Linked DNA regions of Mus musculus: region 2 is linked to region 1. The links are chromatin contacts, found by Hi-C or POLR2A ChIA-PET in ENCODE. All regions are on one chromosome and are shown on one strand. The core of a region is the stretch at or near the end of the contact, and the rest is flanking DNA. Distances in the headings are between cores, read along the strand shown. Region 1 holds the start of Ncald (neurocalcin delta). Region 2 has its middle 80 kb from the start of Gm15942.

The links. Hi-C counts contacts between places; a loop is a spot of excess contacts on that map. ChIA-PET counts read pairs that join two places held with the same protein, here RNA polymerase II (POLR2A).
Region 2: a map of left cerebral cortex shows a loop between it and region 1 (2.2-fold over the local background). The contact joins the enhancer-like site here to the promoter of Ncald in region 1. A Hi-C loop is called at or near these places in 7 of 37 maps with a recorded cell type or tissue (heart and left cerebral cortex). POLR2A ChIA-PET finds 5 or more read pairs at or near these places in 1 of 5 experiments (Patski).

The regions. Positions count from the first base shown.
Region 1 is chr15:37,456,946-37,461,642 of GRCm38, forward strand. It overlaps Ncald (neurocalcin delta), which reads right to left and starts at 2,437. Exons shown (of 4, transcript NM_001170868.1): 1 at 2,272-2,437.
Region 2 is chr15:37,777,763-37,782,459 of GRCm38, forward strand. It overlaps a transcript of Ncald not described here. Among named protein-coding and RNA genes, the nearest start is that of Gm15942, 80 kb to the left of the region's middle. Within about 2 kb of position 1,885, at least 1 of the 3 ENCODE cell types and tissues checked has a DNase peak (open chromatin) inside an H3K27ac peak, as active enhancers do; it is left cerebral cortex, where a contact is called at or near this core.

The DNA.
Region 1 (4,697 bases), core at 1,187-3,686:
GCTCCCTCCAATACCTTCTGAATCTCCCCCCTTCCCCTGCCCCTCTCCCCTCCCTGCTTTCTTTCAAACTCATGGCCTCTTTTTCTTTTTCTTTTTTTAAAGACACATTTTCATGAAAAGTAGTTTCCTTTGCAACACAGCATACTTTGTTTTATGCACTTCAGATATCATTCTGGAAAAGAGTCCACAGGTAGCACCAGACGGCCAGACGTGCTCGTGGCACTGAAAGGGTTAAGGCTTCCTGAAACTAGACCCAGAGCCTTTAATAATTCAGCAGCCAGGTTTCTAGAGTCAATCATTCCATGCTGGCATCTTCTGAGGCTGAAGCACTCTTGACCTTGATAGCAGGCAGCACAGACTCGCTGCTGCAGGGGGATGCTCCTCAGCCCCCTTTCCTTATTTAAAAAAAAAAAACAAAACAAAAACAAAAAACCAAACCCTTGGCTCGAGGCTTTGAAAGTTCTTATTTTCATCAGGGAGGCTCTTTTCCCAACTTTTTATCACCGACATTTTGCCACTAACACCGACTCTCTCTCTCTCACAGTTTTGATTGTTGGAATCCAGTCTCATGCATGAGGGCATGAGGATGTCGTACATAATCATCTTGTGAATTTAAAACCAGGGAGAGAACCAAGAAAAAGAGTGAAGATAACAGTCGACACAAGAAAAGTTAAAGCACCAAGTGTATACCACGAGAGATGCCTTTAAATGACAGTGCTAGCTGGTCCCCCCATTCTCAATTGAAATGTCACACACCAGTTGACTCATGAAAGTGGTAGCGTCTGGGTTACAAGAACATGAGGTCAGTTAAATGACTGGAAGACGTCTTAGTAAATACATGTATGTACAAGCACATCAGACAGTGGACAGTCCTAACGGAAGCTCTGATCAAAAGGTCCATTCACTGAAAGCTGCTTGGAAAATAATTGATTCAAGCAGTTATTCATTTACTGCTGCGGCTACAGGCTCTCAGAATTCTCACCCAACGAGAGCAAAATGTAGAACCCACAATTCTGAGCCTAGTAACAGAAGCAAAAAACAATGTATTCTTTCACCAAACTAAAATATAACTATATCGTCAACCTACTGTCCAAACAATGTATTATTTCTCCAAACTAAAATATAACTATATCATCAACCTACTGACTGCATATATCGAGTGGAGCCAGTCTATCTATGCTCCTTCAAATGCTGGTTCTATTTCAGATGGCTGTCTAAAATACGCCTCGTTTCTGTTAAATCTGTAAGATCTAGAAACCTGTTTATCCATCTAGGCTTCTGTTTGCTTCAGAACCTGAGGTTTCCTTGAAACTTGGAGCTGCAGAAGGAGCTAGCAGAACCACAGCAATGCACACACAACAGCCGGAGCAATCCTTGCTCATCAGTTACCAAATCACTCACACAAGACCTGGAGCAAATTTTTATCGAGCATCCTCAATCTACATTTCAGTTAGGGAAGACCTCACATCAATGCATATTTAGTTCCAGGCTAGTTTCTTCTCAAGATAATTACTTTTAAGAATAAAGATCAGAACCAGCTTACAGGACTCCTTAGAAAAGGCCAGTCAGTCCCTCCTCTTCACCAGGGTTTTCAGAGAGAGCGAGCCACAAAATAGCACTTCACAGTAACACCCACAAAACAACCACACGCACACACATAAAGGTTCCACCCCGACTTCCTTGGCATATTGCAGATTCTTTTCTCTAAACAGGAAGCTGTTGACAGTTCCCCTCTTATTTACAGAGTACCAAAAGCCCCCTTTACAATAATAACCACAACTTTCAAAGTCTAGAGTCTTTTCTCACGGTTCCCATTGTTGCTAATTATACATGCTGCAAATGAGGTAGAAACCAAATTCCAGACTGCTGTGGGCTGACGCAGAATCAGCAGCAGCAACAAGGAAAAGTTAGCTGCTCCCTCCAAGGCGGTGCTGGAGTTACCAGACCCCAAACAACACTGAAGGAGGGATTCCTAGAATTCAAGGGAGCAAATTTGGCTCACGCTGCAAAATGAGAATTTCTAAATAATGTATGTTAGCAAGCATTGCGCAAGAAAGATTACATTTTAACCTACTTCATGGAACACTAATCCAAATTTAACCAAGTTCCAGAGACTGCCTGAAATTCGTGACTGGAAGCTGCTTCACATTCTTTGGCTCCGTTCGTCAGTAACTGCTCTTGAAGGCAAAGTTGTAGGAGGTTAAGAGGGGAGGGAAAACCATCAGGGGCTGTGAAACCACGTAACTCCTGTGTATAAAGCAAACCGATTACCTCACGCTGAAGAAGTGGGGGTTTAGTAGTCCATGCTCCTGCAGCCCCTGGGAAGCAACAACCACAGCTGTAGGGACAGCAACAGCGGCGGCGGCGGCAGCAGCAGCAGCAAGGTCCAGCATCCACCAGATTCTCACAAGCCTTTGACTGTGCGGACTCAGCCACAGACTCTGCCTCTGGCTGACGTCAAAGTCCCTGTCACATGGCCAGATAAAAGCCAAGAGAGCATTGGTTGTCGTAGCAACCACAGACTGGCTCTGAAATTATTTCAATAGGTCATCTGTCACTGATGTGTGTGCTCGTGTGTGTGCATATCTGTGTGTGCATGTATGTATACACATGGATTGCAAAACCATTGTGAACAGTGCCCGGCAGATAATTTCAACCCTCAAAGTTGTGACTCACGAGTGCCTGCAACTTTCATCATTAAAGCCTGCTTGTCCTTTCTCTGGTTGCCAGAAAATGCATGCTGTGACCCTTAGTCTTACTATCACAGCACAGAGCCCCTCCCCCTCCAGTCAAAAAAAGAAGCTGAAAACATTCATGAGGTGGTTTTCTTAGTGAATTAAATTCCCCTCTAAATAAACTGAGAGAAAACAGCTTTCAAGAGATTGTTGGTGGAAAAACTGTATATTCTTGAAACTGAATCCTCATCGGTGTCCCGAGAGCATGCCGATGAAAGATGGTGTGGCTGAAGGAGCCTGACAGGAAGGAAGCATGCTGCAAAAAGCAGGGTAGATAAAGCCAAGTCGCATGCCACCTAAGATTCCTTGCAAAAATGATGACCAGAACACTTCCACAAGGGCACAACTTTAGAAGGACCTGGAGATGATGAGAAAAGGGGCCAGACCCCTCCGCAGGTCCCACACTCTACCCTCCCACGATTCTCTGGTCCATAACGGACTGAGGGAGTTTCATGTTGAGTGACTGGTTCGGCATCCCACAGATGGAATCTCCCTACCACAGAGGAGTCAACAGTGCAGCCCACCTGTTCCCAAATTACAGCTTCATTGCCTTCAGGGACACGTTAGCTGATCTTTAGCTCTGTGTGAGTGCTTATGACCCAGTTCGTTCTCATTCTTAATTAACAGGAAGCCAATTAAACAAAATTGAGTAAAACCCATAGGAAGGCATTATGAAAAACCCATTTAGAAAATGTGGACTCATTCAAAAAACAAAGGAGCTGAAAGGTGGGGAGAAGAAAGAGGTGGTGTGCCTGGGTCATTAGGACTATACACAGACACAGTCACACACACACGCACACGCACACACACACACACTGCGCCTGCACGTGCAAGCATACAAACATGTGCACACACACATAAATGCATGCACACACTCATATTCATATGTGTAACACACTCACACATGTGTGCATACACACACTATGAGATATGAGTGACTCTGTGGCCAACTGGTTTTGTTCTGTGACTCTGTCTTCAGTAGAATAGAAGCTGATCTTTCACAGGACTAATGGCCTATCTGCTTGGCCACAGAAGCATCCCGTTCCCCCATTCCATCTTCCATGCTAGCTCCAATGAAGAGAGAGAATGGGTTTTTATTGGAAGTTATTTTTCTGATGCTATTGGTTGTACCGTGGCAAATGTAAAGGCAAAGTGTAAAGTTAGATTCTTTACTTTCAGACTGAAGACAGTCAGGAATGGACCTACTTGTTAGAATGACAGCAGCTGAACCCAGTGTCTGTGCAAATTGGTTTGAATGCCTTATAAGGGGCAGACTTAAGCAACAGGTCTATTTTCTAGACTTGTGTTCTACATATAATTCTGGTTCTCTGTTTAGGAGTGTGGGTCCTTGCTCTGGGCTGGGAGGGAGGAAGGTGTAGGAAGGGAAGTGTAGGTGTCCAGGGATCAAGTTCTCCCTGCTGGCTGCCTGACTTGACTTAGCCCAGGCTCTGAAGCTATGCTGCCTTGTCAATCGTTTCTCCATTTTATTCAGTTTAATATCAAGAAAATAAAACTGCAATGTCACCCTCTACCAGTAGGTGGTGTCCTCTGAAGCAAGACATTCTCAGAACCTCTACATTTCAATACTTTAAACAAATTTGTTTATTCTGAGTCTCCTATCATGTTTATAAGTATGCTTCACTGTACATAGACTTAGGTTTAAATTGCTGGCAGGTTAGGTAACCACTGGACCGTTATTCACCACTAGAAGATGTGTGTACGTAGACCTATTTCCTGTAGCATGCACCCAACCCTCAGCCACCCATTCTCCTCTGTAAACCACATAGGATTGAGTTTTTTGCTTACATATAAGGAAGGGAGCAGTCTTCTGTAGGGTTAAAACCATAGCATGATCTCCTTGGAGCTCAGACATTTGGCTAATTAGTTTAAGGTAACAGGCAGCACACAAGCGCCTTCGCCCACGACACTGCCTTACACTGAATATGTGTCATCTCTTTTTTC
Region 2 (4,697 bases), core at 635-3,134, 320 kb after region 1:
GTGCCAAGGAAGGCACACGTGGCTGAAGAGCTTCTGCCCGCAGTCTAGATCTAAAGTGAAGACAGTGGAGCAGGTCACAGATTAACGTCTTAACAATGCATCTGGCTTTGAGAGCCAAACCTCTAGGCATCTTGGAAGAAAAGTATTTGTTGTAGCTACATTTTATATATGTGATAAAATACCGTGGCTAAGAGTAAACTGGGGAAGAAAGGTTTACTTTAGCTTATGGCTGAAAGTCTACCATTGAGGAAAGTCACGGCAGAAACTGAAGTGGAGATACTGGAGGAATGCTGTTAGCTGGCTCGCTCCCTGTGGCTTTCTCAGGCTGCTTCTTATGTATGGATAGCATCGCCTACAGTGGTCTGGGCCCTCCTACATCACCTAGCAATTAAGAAGATGCCTCACAGACATGGCCACAGGCCAACGTGATCCAAGCAATTCTTCAATTGATGTCCTCTCTTCTCGAGTGACTCTAGGTTCCGGTCAGGTTGACAACTGAAACTATGGTGCTGTCACCCTTCCTTCATAGATTCCAAAGTATACAGGTACTCAAGTGTCATGTAGTCTTGGCACATGACCCAGGCACTATGTCCCTTCATTTAAGCCATCTCAAGATTAGTCATAGCAGTGCACCATGAGTGCTAGTAGATAAACGGTATTGTTTAAATAATAGATAATCGGTATTGTTTAAGTAATAGTGGTAGCAAAGAAGCCTGAGTATGTTCAGTGGTGATAAAAATTCTGATTTTTAAAAACATTCTACTAATTTATTTATTTAGTATTTCTACCCATGTTTGTTTGAGCACATAGAGAAAAGAAAAGAAGCCCCCACCCGGCCTAACATTGCCTCCTTTAAGACCCAGAAGCAGAGATGAACCCAGACAAGTCGGGCCTTGCACATCCACACCCGGAGTTGTGTCTCTTTATTGCAAGCACACTCTGCTTCTTTCACTTGAAAAGAAGTCATTTTAACTGACATGAAAGACATCCAAGACAAAGAACCTGTAACTGAAAGTCAGGGGAAGGAGAAAAGCCACAGGTATGCACCAATAAAAATACGTTTAGCCTTATTCATAATCAAAGAGATGCACAGGGGAAGACAGTGCCTGTGGCTCCAAAGTCATCAGACGTATTCTAGCGATGGTATTCCAGACTGCTCAATGCAACACCCAGCATGCATTGCTCCAACCCACAAAGAAAGCAAGTTGCAAAACTGTGTGAAGAATCTCCATAATGCTCAAACCTTCAACCTAGAAATGTATACCGAGAAAGGTTACTATATAAAAATCATAATGACCAGAATACTTCTGAAAATTTTAACCAAATGACCAAAAATAAAATCACTAAGCAGGAATTCCTACTTTATGGATATTGTATGTGCAGGAAAGCATTATCCGCAAAGATTATAAAATAAAATGAAAATTCTTGGCACAGATAATGAAAAAATAATGTTGTCTCCATTTAAACATGACCATGCAACGAAGAATGTTACCATGTAAGACAATTTAGAGAAACACTCCAAGTTGCCTCTTAATATATGGATTATGGGTGACTTTTTCTTCTTACAAATTTTCTGCATTATGAAAATATAATGCATTATATTCATAACTTTGGAGAGGAGCAGCTCCTGGGCTGGGGACACAGTCCATGAGTGTCTTCCTGTGCCTTTCCTGTGCATGTGTGCTGGCTTCAGGGGGCAGCATGGATTTGATTCTCACTGTTTGAATTTTGGTCCAGTGTGGAAACGGTCATCACAGCTTCCATAGGACAAAGCAGTGGGAACTCAGTGTCCATCGTTTCCTCCCACCCTCCAGTTCCAAGTCACGTGACAAATGCCCATGGAACAGCTCATGTACTGGGCTGGGTATGTGGTGTATGTGGGCGGAGGGTATGGCTTCCTCCCTCTTCTTTCCTCACGTGCAGTAAGATAAACTCTACAGCAATGCCGCAGCCATCTGTCCTCCAGCACCAGAATAAAGTGAGGACCAAAGCCACCCGGCCCAGACACATTAAAGCCTCCCTCTGTGCTCACACTCACCCTAATGTACACAGCTAAGACCTCACGTGCAGTACTCACCCTGTCCCTAGTACTGAACAAGGTTCGTTCTCCTTTAAATGCATGCAGTGGTCAAGCAGATTTCCAAAAATATCTTTCATAACACTGTGGCTACACTATAGACATCCTATACATTGACTCATACAAAAGTCTTTACATGCAGATAATAACAGAGAGTACCCCAAATGTTAACTCTGGGTGCCTTCAAACATCAGATGCATGCATGATAGCCTCGCAGTCATGTTCCTTAAAGCGCAGATGTGAGACGGGGATTTCTCATTTCAATCCTGCTGAAAACAACACCCGCGAATACTGACCTTCAGAAGAACGTCTCCAGAACATGTGTTAGAACAGGAGCCTTTGGTAAGGAGGACAGCAAGCTCCAGAAGCGTCTCTTTACTCTAGGTACCTAGAATAATTTACGTACAATTATTTCCCAAAAGGTAGGATCACCTCTGGTCTTACAGAGAAGCAGCACGCAGCCTGTATGAGACATCCTGCCTGCAGCCTGTATGAGACATCCTGCCTGTGTCTGCACAGGGAAACCCAGTTCCCTCTCTCAGCCTTCCGGACAGCTCCGTGGGGCAGGGACTGTCATTATTACTACTGTAACAGCTGTCACCTGGCAATCAAGCTCCATGGGGTCCGCACGGCTACCACAAGCAGAACTAAGTGGGAGGTCTGGCTAGCCTGGCTCCAGAGGGGTTATGTTCACCCCACGGCAGACCTCAGAAAGCCTCCACATTTGCTATCTCTTATACAAAACAAACAAACAAAAAACCAACCACAAACAACAAAAAACAAAAAGACCTTTGTTTAAGATTGCTCTGACCAAGCTGTGAAAAGACACCAGGTGTCCACAAACTGAGAGACAGGCATCAATCCACAGGGAGCCACTCTGAATGCAAGAACTGGTTCACTCTGTCAAGTAAACTGAAGTGAGCCTCAGATTAGAATGGCAGGAAGGGAGCTATACATGGTCTTTGGATCATGAAAACTGAAAAAAATAAATAGAACAATTAAATGGTTTGGCACAGAAAAAAGAGAGGTATAGAAGGGCCTAAAAATAGTTCCCAACACATTTCCACTTTAATAATAGCAGACTAGCATACATTCTCTTGTAAATGCCACCCAGGCAACCAAAAATATGAAGGTATTTGGAAAAGTGTGTGTGTGTGTGTGTGTGTGTGTGTGTGTGTGTGTGTGTGTGTGTGTGAATTTGCCATCTCTTGAACAAAAATGATCACTACTATAAAATATATTAATTAGAACATCATATAAAGAGTAGGCATAGAGGGAACGTCACTAATAAATAATAAGTATACAGTTGTAAGGCAATAAAGGTGTCTCTATCTAGGAGGCAGAACACATTACTGCCTCAACTTCAGACCAACTTTGGACCAGTCTGTTAAGAAAGATGTTCTTTAAACTATTTGGGGGCCAGCAAGATGGCTTAACTGATAAGGGCACTTGCTGCTAAGCCTCGAGGCCAGAGTTCAGTCCCGGAACTCACAGGGTAGAAGGAGGGCACTGATAGGTGTCTGCTGCCCCCGATGCCTGGTTTGTGGTATCCTGTGGGGCATACATTCACATAGTCACACACTAAATAAATAAATGTTTACAAAATCTCTAAAGACAGAGACCATGGGTTTGAAGATGAGCAGGGGGTAACTTAGGAGACTTTGGGCAGAAGGAAGAAAAAGAGGACATGATGTAATTATGTTATAATCTCAAAAACATTTTAAAAGCTTAAAATGTTTTAATTAAATGAAAAACACCTGGGCTGGCAATGTGACTTAGAGGGTTGAAGTAGTTGCAGTCTAAGCCTGATAGACCCAGTTCAAGTCCTCAGAATGACATAAAAAGGGAGGAAAAAGCCAACGCACAAAGCTCTCCTCTGACCTCCTCAGCTGTGTCCTGGCACCCAAGCATACCTTCCCACATACACAAACACACACACATACACCAATATAATAAATACAATACTTTTAAAAAATTAACTTTTTTCTGTTTTTCAAAGTTCAGGTTTTCATTTCATAAACCAAAGTGTGGTAGGTTGGCAAAATATAAAAACATTTTTAGAGCCGGGCGTGGTGGCGCACGCCTTTAATCCCAGCACTCAGGAGGCAGAGGCAGGCGGATTTCTGAGTTTGAGGCCAGCCTGGTTTACAAAGTGAGTTCCAGGACAGCCAGAGCTACACAGAGAAAACCTGTCTCAAAAAACCACACAAAAACAAAAACAAAACATTTTTAGAAAATTCTCTTCTGTCCTGGTTAACTAGGGTGGCTCTGCACAGCCGCCATCTGCCTTGAACGGTCACTCTGCACTCCTTTTCCCTCACAAGCGGGTTCTGCTGTAAATGCTAGATCACGTGATCACCTTATCCCCATCCCCCCCTCCCCCACCCCCCACCCCGCCCCTGAAGCCCTTCTTGACCATTTATAACCTGTTAGCAAGGAGTTGCAAAGTTAGATGAGCAAAGCAGCCACTGGGGACACAGGGCCCAGCCCCTCATTCTGTCTGCCCTCCCCCCACCAAGAAGGGAGCAGCTTCCTATGGCCGCTGCGCTCCCCCAGGCTAAGCAATGAAAATAAACTGAAATTTCCAAAACTACCAGTCCCAAGAAACTAACTTTCTTTT